Linked DNA regions of Homo sapiens: region 2 is linked to region 1. A link is a contact called in ENCODE Hi-C or POLR2A ChIA-PET data. All regions are on one chromosome and are shown on one strand. The core of a region is the stretch at or near the end of the contact, and the rest is flanking DNA. Distances in the headings are between cores, read along the strand shown. Region 1 has its middle 21 kb from the start of PIK3IP1-DT. Region 2 overlaps LIMK2 (LIM domain kinase 2).

Region 1 (6,633 bases), core at 1,065-3,564:
ACATATTTGATGTGCATTCAATAAATTTTTATTGAATCCTGGCTACATTCCAGGATTCAAATATGAAATAGGCACAGTCCCTGCCCTCATGAATAACATAGATAAGGAGCCCCTATGAAATAACTTATAGCCATTGTACCCCTATCTAAAGGATCAGGACCATAAGCTCTAGCAACATATCTGAGAGAAGGGGACGGGAGAGAAAACATCCACAGCTTTGGTGTGTTCTGAACTCTTTAGGAATTTTGCATGGGCAAATCTGCTCAGTTTTCTCCCATAGCAAATAGGGTGTCCTGTGTGAAACTTGGCTACAGTGGTTATTGACTAAGTTGTTGAGAAAGAGATATATATTAGCTTTCCCTATGGAAATTTAAAAACATGCACAAAAGTAAAGAAAGTAATATAATAAATCACCAAATACCTGTCACCCAGTTTGTGGAATCATCAACACATACCCAGTCTTCTTTCATACCCACCCCCACTCACTCCCTCTTACCACTAGATTATTTTGAAACAAAGTCAGTATATTATTCAAGTTTTCATTTTCTACTTGTTCTTGATGCTGTTTCGCTTAGATACTGGGGTGTGTGCTCTAATTTTGACTTCTTTTAGCAGTCTTATTGTGTACAGTATTCTTTCTCTGAGAGAGAGTTTTGTTTTGTTTTGTTTTGTTTGTATTGATAGAATCACAGTGTTTTCCAGCCTTAAACTCTCTTTTGTCTCTCCCATTTCAGAGTCCCATGAACCTGCCACACATTTTCACTTTACTCAAGTCAAAGTGACTTGGACCTCCACTCACCAGCTCTCTTAGTTCATCTCTATAATGTATGAAGTTAGGGACTTTAGCAGTCTTCTTAATTATTCTACATACAGTGTCTAACCTGGTGCATAGTAGGTACTTAATAAATAGTTGTTGATGCCAAGGCAGATGGATCACGAGGTCAGGAGTTCAAGACTAGCCTGGCCAAGATGGTGAAACCCCATCTCTACTAAAAATACAAAAATCAGGCCAGGTGCGGTGGCTCACGCCTGTAATCCCAGCACTTTGGGAGGCCGAGGCGGGTGGATCACAAGGTCAGGAGATCGAGACCGTCCCGGCTAACACAGTGAAACCCCGTCTCTACTAAAAAATACAAAAAATTAGCTGGGCGTGGTGGTGGGCGCCTGTGGTCCCAGCTGCTTGGGAGGCTGAGGCAGGAGAATGGCGTGAACCCGGGGGGCAGAGCTTGCAGTGAGCCGAGATTGCGCCCCTGCACTCCAGCCTGGGTGACAGAGTGAGACTCCATCTCAAAAAAAAAAAAAAAAAAAATTAGCCAGGCGTGGTGGTAGGCCCCTGTAAATCCCAGCTACTCAGGAGACTGAGGCAGAGAATTGCTTGAACCTGGGAGGCGGAGGTTGCAGTGTGCCAAGATCGCACCACTACACCCCAGCCTGGGTGAGAGAGCGAGACTCTGTCTCAAAAAAAAAAAAAAAAAAGTTGTTGATGACTAAATGGATGAACTCCATTTGGGTTTCCGCTCATCTGAACCTCAGAATCAGCAGTTGTTTTAACAATACACTTGGTTCTCTCTAGATAGGTAGGTAGGTAGGTAGGTAGGTAGGTAGGTTGGTTCTCTCTAGATAGGTAGGTAGGTAGGTAGGTAGGTAGGTTGGTTCTCTCTAGATAGGTAGGTAGGTAGGTAGGTAGATAGATAGATACAGATACAGATACAGATGCAGATATAGATACAGATACAGATGCAGATATAGATATAGATTTTTTTTGAGACAAGGTCTTGCTCTGTCACCCAGGCTGGAGTGCAGTGGTGTGACTTCGGCTCACTGCAACCTCCACCTCCAGGGTTCAAGTGGTTTTTGTACCTCAGCCTCTGGAGTAGCTGGGTCTACAGGCGCATACCACCATGCTTGGCTAATTTTTGTATTTTTTGTAGAGACAGGGTTTCACTGTGTTGCCCAGGCGGGTCTCAAACTCCTGGCCTCAAGTGATCTGCCCAACTTGGCCTCCCAAAGTGCTGAGATTAAAAGTGTGAGCCACCACACCCAGCCGGTTCTCTGTAACTTAAATGAGGAGAAAATTACCTGGGCCTTGAGAAACAACTTTTATCCTGGACCTCTTTTGTCTAGCTGAAAAATCTAAATTTTTCTGGCTCCCCCTGCTGGTCGCTCCTGGGCAGTTGCGTACAAGTGCCCTGATAGGATTGGAGCCAGAGCCAAGTTTGGGAAGGGAAAACAAAGCATTGTTGGTAGAGTGCCCTGACCAGTCCAGGCAGGTTTGAGGAGGAGGAAAGCAGCTTGTTGAAAACAGTTCTGGGAAGTGCAGCTTTCTGTGTAAAGGGCAAGGAAGGTGGCCCACTGCCAGCCAAAATCAGGAGAGCAGGGATTGGGGCTACAGCTTCCTGGTCTGCAGCACTGTAGACCATGAGAATCGTGACCACACGAGCCCATAAGTGAGCTGGTCATTATGTGAGGATCAGACCCTATCTTGAGAATGGAGATGGGCTCCTTTTCTAAGACAAAGCAGTCTGGGGTCAGACATAGTCACCATGCAGGCATAGTACCTACAGTGTTTGTTTTATTTTGGTAAGAATGGTGGTGAATGTAGATGGGAGCATCCCCAGAGTTCACAGTCCTGCGTTGGCTACATGACCGTACTATCTCCCAGTTCTTAAGACCATTAACAACTCTGTGGAGCTCTGGGTGGAGCTTCTGCCAGGGCCTTCCTTCTCCACCCTCTGTAAAAACAATAAATTCCCCACACCTCTCATACCAGTCAGAATGGCTATTATTAAGAAGTCAAAAAATAACAGATGCTGGTGAGGTTGTAGAGAAAAAAGAACACTTTTACACTGTTGGTGGGAGTGTAAATTAGTTCAACCATTGTGGAAGACAGTGTGGCGATTCCTCAAAGACCTAGAAGCAGAAATACCATTTGACCCAGCAATGCCATTACTGAGTATATATCCAAAAGAATAGAAATCATTCTATTATAAAGATACATGCATACATGTATCTTTCATTTCATTGCAGCACTATTCACAGTAGCAAAGACATGGAACCAACCTAAATTCCCATCAGTGATAGACTTGATAAAGAAAATGTGGTACATATACATCATGGAATACTATGCAGTCATAAAAAGGAATGAGATCATGTCCTTTGCAGGGACATTGATGGAGCTGGAAGCCATTATCCTCAGCAAATTAATGCAAGAACAGAAAAACAAACACTACATGTTCTCACTTATAAGTGGCAACTGAATGATGAGAACACATGGACACACAGAGGGGAACAACACACACTGGGGCCTGTTGGACGGTGTGGCGGGGGAGGAAGGAGAGCATCAGGAAGAACAGCTAATGGATGCTGGGCTTAATACCTACGTGATGGGATAATCTGTGCAGCAAACCACCATGGCACACGTTTTTCTATGTAATCCTGCATATGTACCCCTGAACTTAAAAGTTGGAAAAAAAAAAAAGAAAAAAGAATTCCTCACACCTACCTACCCTCTAGATCACATTTCTCAGTTGTTTATATTTACTTGTCCTTTCCACAAAACTTCCCAGAAAGTGGACTGTGGCCAAATGAATCTCTCCAGACTCCAGCCAGCTGAGGGCATCAGGAAAAGGGTTAATGATGTCAAGACACCAAGGGCAGATCCCCTCCTCTTCTCTCCAATCCCAAGCCCCAAGCACCAGCATAATTCCACTTAAAGTTGAACGTAGAAAATGGGCATTTGTTTTACTTCAGAACAAAGGGGTAAGCACGTGACTTTCCCCAATACACAAGGAAGGGAAATGAATCCAGAAGAACCCCAGGGCATGAATATTACCATTAGACTTAGGTAAGTATAGCTGTGAAATGGTCATGGTAAAGAAATGTTTGGGGTAGGCACAGCAGCTCATGCCTGTAATCCCAGCATTATGGAAGGCCAAGGCAGGAGGATTGCTTGAGCCCAGGAGTTCAAGACCAGCCTAGGAAACATAGTGAGACCTCATCTCTACAAAAGTTTTTTTTTTAATTAGTCAAGTATGGTGGCACATGCCTATAGTCCCAGCTACTTGGGAGGCTGAGGTGGGAAGATCACTTGAGCCCAGGAGATGGTGATGGCAGTGAGCCATGATCACACCAGTACACTCCAGCCTGGGCAACAGGGCAAGACCCTGTCTCCAAAAAAAAAAGTCCAATGCCCACTCATGATAAAACTCTCAGTAAACTTCGTCAGCTTGATAAAGAATACCTACAAAACCTACAGCTAACATACTTAATAGTGAGAAACCAGAAGCTTTCTCACTAAGATCAGGAACAAGGCAACGGTGTGCCCTCTCATCACTTCTTTTCAACATTGTACTGGAAGTCCTAGCTAATGTAATAAGACAAGAAAAGGAAATAGAAGGTATACAGATTGGGGAGGAGGAAATCAAGCTGTCTTTGTTCACAGATGACATGACCATCTCTGTAGAAAATCTGAAAGATGAATGATGAAGCCTTGGGAGATGTTAAAAAAGAAAAAAGAAAGGAGGACAGGACAGGAAAGGAAAAAGGAAAGGGAAGTGGGGAGGGGAAGGGGAAGGAAGGGAAAGGAAAGATCTGAAAGAATTGACAGAAAAACTCCTGGAACTAATAAGTGATTACATCAATGTTTCAGGTTATAAGGTCAATATACAAAACTCAATTGTCTACCTATATACCAGCAATGAATTAGTGGAATTTGAAATAAAAAACACATTTATATTACCACCCCACAAAATTTGTATAAACCTAACAAAATATGTACAAGATCTGTATGAAAAAAACTACAAAACTCTGATGAACAAAATCAAAAAAGAATTAAATGGAGATATATTCCATGGTACATGCATAGGAAGACTCAATATTGTCAAGATGTCCGTTCTTCCCAACTTGATCTATAGATCAAAGCAATCCCAATCAAAATCCCAGAAGTTATTTTGTGGATATCAACAAATTGATTCTAAAAGTTTATACAGAGAGGCAAAATTGAAGGAGAAGAATGAAGTTAGAAGACTGACACTACCTGACTTTGAGACTTATAAAGCTACAGTAATGAAGGCAGTGTGATATTTGTGAAAGGATAGACAAATAGATCAATTGAACAGAATGGAGAGGCCAGAAATAGACCCACATAAATATAGTGGAAGGAATAAATATAGTGGAAGGAAGCAAAGGCAGTACAATGGAGCAAAGATAATTTTTTCAACAAATGGTGCTGGAACAACTGGACATCCACATGCAAAAAATTAATCTAGACACACACCTTACACTCTGAGAGGATAACAGAAGAAAACCTTGGATATGGTTATTATTTTTTCGGTACAACACTCAAAGGCATGATCCATGAAATAAATAACTGACAATCTAGACTTCATTAAAATTAAAAATTTCTCTTCTGTGAAAGACCATGTCACAAGAATGAGAAGATGATGGCTGGGCACAGTGGCTCATGCCTGTAATCCCAGCACTTTGGGAGGCCGAGGTGGGCGGATCACGAGGTCAGGAAATCGAGACCATCCTGGCTAACATGGTGAAACCCCGTCTCTACTAAAAAAAAAAAAATACAAAAATTAGCCGGCCGTGGTGGCAGGCGCCTGTAGTCCCAGCTACTTGGGAGGCTGAGGCAGGAGAATGGCGTGAACCCAGGAGGCGGAGCTGGTAGTGAGCCAAGATCACGCCACTGCACTCCAGCCTAGGTGACAGAGCAAGACTCCGTCTCAAAAAACAAAAAAAAAGAATGAGAAGATGAGCATAAGCATGTACTGGAGAAAATATTTGCAAAAGACACATCTGATAAAGGACTGTTATCCAAAATATGCATAAGCACTCTTAAAACTCAACAATAGGCCAGGCATAGTGGCTCACGCCTGTAATCCCAGCACTTTGGGAGGCCGAGGTGGGCGGATCACGAGGTCAAGACATAGAGACCATCCTGGCCAACATGGTGAAACCCCATCTCTACTAAAAATACAAAAACTAGCTGGGCGTGGTGGCGCACGCCTGTATTCCCAGCTACTCAGGAGGCTGAGGCAGGAGAATCACTTGAACCCAGGAGGCAGAGGTTGCAGTGAGCCGAGATCACGCCACCGCACTCCAGCCTGGCAACAGAGTGAGACTCCATCTCTAAATAAATAAACAAACAAAATAAAACAATGCATTTTAAAAATGGACCAAAGACCTTAACAACACCTCACCAAAGAAGATATACAGATGGCATATAAGCATATGAAAAGATGCTGCACATCATATGTTATCAGAGAAATGCAAATTTAAACAACGATTAGATACTACTACGCATTTATCAGAATGGCCAAAATCCAGACAACAAATGCTGACAAGGATGTGGAGCAACAGGAACTTTCATTCATTGCTGGTAGGAATGCAAAATTGATGGTAGAGCCATTTTGGAGAACAGTTTGGCATTTTCTTACAAAACTAAACATACTCTTACCATGTGATTCAGCAATCACAGTCCTTGATATTTTCACAAACGAGTTGAAAACTTAAGTCCACACAACAACCTCCACACACAGGTTTACAGCAGCTTTATTCATAATTGCCAAAACTTGGAAGCAATCAAGATGTCCTTCAGTAGGTAAATAAATGAATATACTGTGGTAC
Region 2 (6,633 bases), core at 1,544-4,043, 41 kb before region 1:
TGGGACAGAAGAGGCATCCATGTAGCTGGTGGGGGTGTCTCAGCTTGTGAAGAGGAGATGGCTTTGAGCAGGGCTGACACTGAAAAGGCTGGAAGAAAAAAACAGACACACAAGAGTCTCAGGATCAGGTAGCATAGGAAAGTTGTGGACAGTCTTTGAGGAGCACTCCCTCAGGCAGGCAGGCAGGCAGGTCATGAGCTATAGCGATTCAGGAAGAGCTCCCTGGGTGTGTGAGCAGCTCCAGGAGCCTAAGGGATGAAAGTAGTATTGCAGGGGGCTGGAGAGCAAGGAGTGGCTCCTTCTACATTTGCAAGGGAAGGAGAAAGGAAGTTGCTCCTGAGAGTGGTAAGAGTCAGTGGTGGAGGCCTGGAGAGGAGACATAACAAACAAATTTGTTGACAAACATTTTGGTAGGAAGGGGGAGAGCTTAAAGTTTAGACAGTGGGGAAGGTGGAGTCTTAGAGGAGGTGAATGTCTGAAAGACAGAGCTAGCTGGAGCAAGAAGTCACTTCTCTGTTGCAGGCAGGAAGGATCCAAAGTGGCTCAAGCCAGAGATTGGGAGAGTGGGGAGGAGGGAGCAGCCTGGATCTAAGTAAAATGGGTAGAGGTGGAGGGGGTGCTGCAACGGCCAGGGTTTTCTGAAGTTGGGGACATTAGGAGAGAGCTGTGAGGGCTTTGGCCAGCCACTGTGCTAGTGATTGGTGAACCAAAGGATGGGCAGGAGATGGCAGCAGGGAAGCAGAGGAAGTCCAGGCTTCCTGTTGGTATTGGGACAAGGGAGAGGCCATAGGAGGCCCTGGCCCTGTTGTCCAGGTTGGGTTCTGAAGCTGGGTGGGCATGGCCTGGTAGGAGAGCATCTATGGCGCCCAATTCCAGATTCAGGGTCTAGTTGATTTGCTGGCCCTGTAGCCTCAGCTCATGCTTCTGTTCCAGGCCTATTTGCACTCTATGTGCATCATCCACCGGGATCTGAACTCGCACAACTGCCTCATCAAGTTGGTATGTCCCACTGCTCTGGGCCTGGCCTCCAGGGTCCTATCCTTCCTGGCTTCCTTGTCACAAAGGAGGCTGACTTGTCCCCTCTGGCTAGAGGGCAGAGGTGTTGCCTAGGAGCTCCTATCTTTCCCTTCCTGCTTCTTCCAATGCCCTTCTCTGTCCTCTGGGAGCTCCGAGACACACACAGACATAATTTCACCTTCTCTCATTAGCAACCTTTGAAATAATTTGATTAGAAGGGACTTCAGAAGTTTGTTGACTATATGTAGAAAACCCTGTCATTTTACCTGCTTTTGCCCCATAGTAGTCTTGTAAAACAGTTCATTGCTGACCCCATTTTACAGTGGTGGCACCTGAAGCCTCAGCCTGAGGCCACCGAGCTAGTAAATTTACAGGGACCAGTTTGAGACCAGCATTCCTCCCACTGCCCCTCAGCTGTGGTGGTTACAATGTTGTTTGTCTTACTGACTTGCTATCTGGCTTCCTGGGTGTCTACCGGCTGGCCCTGGCTCTGCCCTCTAGACCCACACCACGCAATCTTCATTCCTTTCCCACATGACTGCCCTGTAGCTATTCAAAGAGCTTGTCTCCCCCAAGTCTCCCCATCTACTGCCTCCACCTTGCCTTTTTCTGTCTTATCCTGGTTCTAGCCACTGCCTGAAATCATTTTAGGAATAAGACAGGACAGGGAAAAACAAAAGCAACCCCCTGTCCCACCTCTGAGTTCCACTCTCCAAGTCCCTGAGCCTCACCTCCAGGGCTCCAGTGGCTCTGCCATGAACCCACTGTGGGCTGGGAGTCTGCTGTGCACAGATACCAGACCCTCAGAAACACAAATGCCAAGTGTGTCTGTTTTTTTGTTTTGTTTTGTTTTGTTTTTTAGATGGAGTCTCATTCTGTTTCCCAGGCTGGAGTGCAGTGGTGCAATCTTGGCTTACTGCAGCCTCTACCTCCCGGGTTCTAGTGATTCTTCTGCTTCAGCCTCCCAAGTAGCTAGGACTACAGGCGTGTGCCACCACGCCCAGCTAATTTTTTTTTTTTTTTTTTTGTATTTTTAGTAGAGACGGGGTTTTGCCATGTTGGCCAGGCTGGTCTTGAACTCCTGACCTCAGGTGATTCACCCGCCTTGGCCTCCCAAAGTTCTGGGATTACAGGTGGAAGCCACCGTGCCTGGCCTGAGTGTGTCTATTTGATAGAGCTTTCTGCTCTGATTCTCCCTTGCTATACACCTTTTCTCCCCTTCTCAGTGGCTTCTCTTGCCTATGCTTCCTCCCCAGGGCCAGGTTTGAGAACATCCCCATGAAGTCCTGACCTGTCTTTTATCCTACCAGGACAAGACTGTGGTGGTGGCAGACTTTGGGCTGTCACGGCTCATAGTGGAAGAGAGGAAAAGGGCCCCCATGGAGAAGGCCACCACCAAGAAACGCACCTTGCGCAAGAACGACCGCAAGAAGCGCTACACGGTGGTGGGAAACCCCTACTGGATGGCCCCTGAGATGCTGAACGGTGAGTCCTGAAGCCCTGGAGGGGACACCCGCAGAGGGAGGACAGATGCTGCCCTTGCATCAGAGCCCTGGGAATTCCAGGGGAGGCCTGTGAAGCGTAGGACCGGATACCCAGAGCTGAGGATATTTTTCCCTTGCCAGGTGGGGCCTCACGATTTAGCTCCTGAGCTCAGGGGGCTGGGAACTGATCAGTGTCCCATCATGGGGGATAAGGTGAGTTCTGACTGTGGCATTTGTGCCTCAGGGATCGCTAAGAGCTCAGGCTATTGTCCCAGCTTTAGCCTTCTCTCTCCATGGTGAGAACTGAAGTGTGGTGCCCTCTGGTGGATAATGCTCAAACCAACCAGAGATGCTGGTTGGGATTCTTGAAATCAGGGTTGTGAGGCCTCAGAAATGGTCTGAATACAATCCATTTTGGAGTCTGAGGCCCAGAGAAGTTCAGTGAATTGCCTAGGAGCATACAGCTGCCTAATGGCAGAGGCTAGATGAACCCTAGTCTGGTTCTTTTCCACTTTAACGTGCAGTTTCATCCTAGGCAGTGTTATGTTATAAGGGCTCTCCAAGGCAGTTCACCTACAGCTGAGGAAGGACTATTTTCAGGTGGTGTCTGCGCAGGACAGCCTGTGGGGTGTCCCTACAGAACCTGTTCTAGCCCTAGTTCTTAGCTGTGGCTTAGATTGACCCTAGACCCAGTGCAGAGCAGGTAAGGGATGTAAACTTAACAGTGTGCTCTCCTGTGTTCCCCAAGGAAAGAGCTATGATGAGACGGTGGATATCTTCTCCTTTGGGATCGTTCTCTGTGAGGTGAGCTCTGGCACCAAGGCCATGCCCGAGGCAGCAGGCCTAGCAGCTCTGCCTTCCCTCGGAACTGGGGCATCTCCTCCTAGGGATGACTAGCTTGACTAAAATCAACATGGGTGTAGGGTTTTATGGTTTATAACGCATCTGCACATCTTTGCCACGTTCGTGTTTCATTGGTCTTAAGAGAAGGACTGGCAGGGTTTTTTTGTTTTAGATGGAGCCTCACTTCGTTGCCCAGGCTGGAGTGCAGTGGCACAATCTGGGCTCACTGCAACCTCTGCCTTCTGGGTTCAAGTGATTCTCCTGCCTCAGCCTCCCAAGTAGCTGGGACTACCGGCACACACCACCATGCCCGGCTAATTTTTGTATTTTTAGTAGAGACAGGGTTTCACCATGTTGGCCAGGCTGGTCTTGAACTCCGGACCTCAGGTGATCCGCCTGCCTCAGCCTCTAAAAGTGCTGGAATTAATAGGCGTGAGCTACCTCGCCCGGCCAGGTTTTTTTTTTTTTTTTTTTAGTTGAGGAAACTGAGGCTTGGAAGAGGGCAGTGGCTTGCACATGGTCGATAAGGGGCAGATGAGACTCAGAATTCCAGAAGGAAGGGCAAGAGACTGTTCATGTGGCTGTCTAGCTAGCTCTTGGGCCAAATGTAGCCCTTCTCAGTTCCCTTCAAGTAGAAGTAGCCACTCTAGGAAGTGTCAGCCCTGTGCCAGGTACCACGTGGACAGAGTGAGGAATCTTGGAAAGATTCCTACCTTTAGGAGTTTAGTCAGGTGACAGCATATCTCAGCGACTCAAACACACACACATTCAAAGCCTTCTGTAATTCCTACAAAGTTGTGAGGGGTAGAGGAGAGGAGAGACAAGGGATGGTTAGGATAATGAAGGAATGTTTTGTTTTTGTTTTTGTTTTTGAGATGGAGTTTCACTCTGTCACCCAGGCTGGAGTGCAGAGGTGCAATCTTGGCTCACTGCAGCCTCCGCCTCCCAGGTTCAAGCAATCCTCCTGCCTCAGCCTCCCAAGTAGCTGGGACTACAGGTGTGCGCCACCACGCCTGGCTAATTTTTGTATTTTCAGTAGAGACAGGGTTTCGCCATATTGGCCAGGCTGGTCTCAAATGCCTGACCTCAGGTGATCCACCCGCTTCAGCCTCCCAAAGTGCTGAGATTACAGGCATGAGCTACCGTGCCTGGCCATGAAGGAAGATTTGTTTTAAAAAATTGTTTTCTTTAATATTAATTGAACACCTCTGTTCAGAGCACTGGGCTGGTGCCAGAGGGTTTCAGACATGAATCAGATCCAGCACCTCATAGAGCCTTAACTCTGGCACACACACACAGCCACAAGGAGACACAGACAAGGCAGGGTAGGATGAGTGGAAGCTAGGAGCAGATGCTGATTTGGAACACTTGGCTTCTGCAGTGAAGCCCCTTCTTAGTCCTCTTCAGTAACCCAGCTCTCAGTGGATACAGGTCTGGATTAGTAAGATTTGGAGAGATGATTGGGGATTGGGGAGAGCTCTCTAACCTATTTTACCACCTCCTCTTCTGCCATTCTTCCTGTCCACATCCCAGCATCCCTTTCCCTTGCCAAGTATCTGTGGCCTCTGTAGTCCTTTGTAAACAGCTGTCTTCTTACCCTACAGATCATTGGGCAGGTGTATGCAGATCCTGACTGCCTTCCCCGAACACTGGACTTTGGCCTCAACGTGAAGCTTTTCTGGGAGAAGTTTGTTCCCACAGATTGTCCCCCGGCCTTCTTCCCGCTGGCCGCCATCTGCTGCAGACTGGAGCCTGAGAGCAGGTTGGTATCCTGCCTTTTTCTCCCAGCTCACAGGGTCCTGGGACGTTTGCCTCTGTCTAAGGCCACCCCTGAGCCCTCTGCAAGCACAGGGGTGAGAGAAGCCTTGAGGTCAAGAATGTGGCTGTCAACCCCTGAGCCATCTGACAACACATATGTACAGGTTGGAGAAGAGAGAGGTAAAGACATAGCAGCAAGTAATCTGGATAGGACACAGAAACACAGCCATTAAAAGAAAGTTTAAAAGAAGGAAATTCACCCAAACCATTTGAATACAGTAAGTGTATTCATCTTTCGATATTCCCCTGTCCATATCTACACATATACTTTTTTTTATAGTAAATAGTTCTGTATTTTGCCCTGCATTTCCCTTGTGTTTACTATCCAGTCTTCCTGTTTATCATTTTTGTCGACAACATGAAATTCTATTGAGAGACTGTCTGAACATATTGTAATGTAGATGTTCAGGTTTTTCCAGTTTCTCTTTACAATAGGTATTTAACTACAGTGAGCAGTTTTATGCATTTAGCTAATTTCTCCTTTGAGGAAGTATTTTCAAAATTACCTTTATTCTTCTCAGGTAATAATTTCATTATTACCAAAGTTACCCTAGGTCTTTTCAAGTGTGTGGTTAAAAAACGAGAATCTGGCTGGGCGCGATGGCTCACACCTGTAATCCCAGCACTTTGGGAGGCTGAGGCTGGTGGATCACCTGAGGTCTGGAGTTCGAGACCAGCCTGGCCAACATGGTGAAACCCCATCTCTACTAAAAATACAAAACTTAGCCAGGCATGGTGGCAGGTGCCTGTAACCCCAGCTACTTGGGAGGCTGAGGCAGGAGAATTGCTTGAACCCAGGGGCGGAGGTTGCAGTGAGCCGATATCACGCCATTGCACTCCAGCCTCGGCAACAAGAGTGAAACTCTGTCTCAAAAATGGGGTTCTTTTCCTGCCATCAAAAATCATGTTTCTTTTAAAAACAAGTTCAAACATTACCAAAGTTTATAGCACAGGAAATACGTCTTCTGTAATCTCCCTTAACCAATATATCCCTCAACATTCTCCTCACCCCCAACTCCACCCTCCCAGGATAACCAGTTGGGACATAATCTTTATTTAAAAATGGTTTCCGGATAGAGAAAGCGCTTCGGCGGCGGCAGCCCCGGCGGCGGCCGCAGGGGACAAAGGGCGGGCGGATCGGCGGGGAGGGGGCGGGGCGCGACCAGGCCAGGCCCGGGGGCTCCGCATGCTGCAGCTGCCCCCGGGCGCCCCCGCCGCCGCCCTCGCCGCGGAGCCGGCGAGCTAACCTGAGCCAGCCGGCGGGCGTCACGGAGGCGGCGGCACAAGGAGGGGCCCCACGCGCGCACGTGGCCCCGGAGGCCGCCGTGGCGGACAGCGGCACCGCGGGGGGCGCGGCGTTGGCGGCCCCGGCCCCGGCCCCCAGGCCAGGCAGTGGCGGCCAAGGACCACGCATCTACTTTCAGAGCCCCCCCCGGGGCCGCAGGAGAGGGCCCGGGCTGCGCGGATGATG

The links. Hi-C counts contacts between places; a loop is a spot of excess contacts on that map. ChIA-PET counts read pairs that join two places held with the same protein, here RNA polymerase II (POLR2A). Pooled maps may share reads with other maps.
Region 2: a loop to region 1 is called in a map of CD8-positive, alpha-beta T cell, with 7 times the contacts of the local background. The contact joins two enhancer-like sites. A Hi-C loop is called at or near these places in 6 of 168 maps with a recorded cell type or tissue (CD4-positive, alpha-beta T cell, CD4-positive, alpha-beta memory T cell, CD8-positive, alpha-beta T cell and 1 more) and 16 of 50 pooled maps. POLR2A ChIA-PET finds 5 or more read pairs at or near these places in 23 of 52 experiments (CD4-positive, alpha-beta T cell, CD4-positive, alpha-beta memory T cell, CD8-positive, alpha-beta T cell and 18 more).

The regions. Positions count from the first base shown.
Region 1 is chr22:31,311,302-31,317,934 of GRCh38, forward strand. No RefSeq gene overlaps it. Among named protein-coding and RNA genes, the nearest start is that of PIK3IP1-DT, 21 kb to the right of the region's middle. Within about 2 kb of position 2,315, at least 17 of the 41 ENCODE cell types and tissues checked have a DNase peak (open chromatin) inside an H3K27ac peak, as active enhancers do.
Region 2 is chr22:31,270,203-31,276,835 of GRCh38, forward strand. LIMK2 (LIM domain kinase 2) reads left to right here. Exons shown (of 16, transcript NM_005569.4): 12 at 934-999; 13 at 2,328-2,502; 14 at 3,250-3,305; 15 at 4,949-5,106. It also overlaps the pseudogene PPP1R14BP1. Among named protein-coding and RNA genes, the nearest start is that of PIK3IP1, 19 kb to the right of the region's middle. RefSeq lists an enhancer at 6,006-6,586. Within about 2 kb of position 2,794, at least 9 of the 41 ENCODE cell types and tissues checked have a DNase peak (open chromatin) inside an H3K27ac peak, as active enhancers do.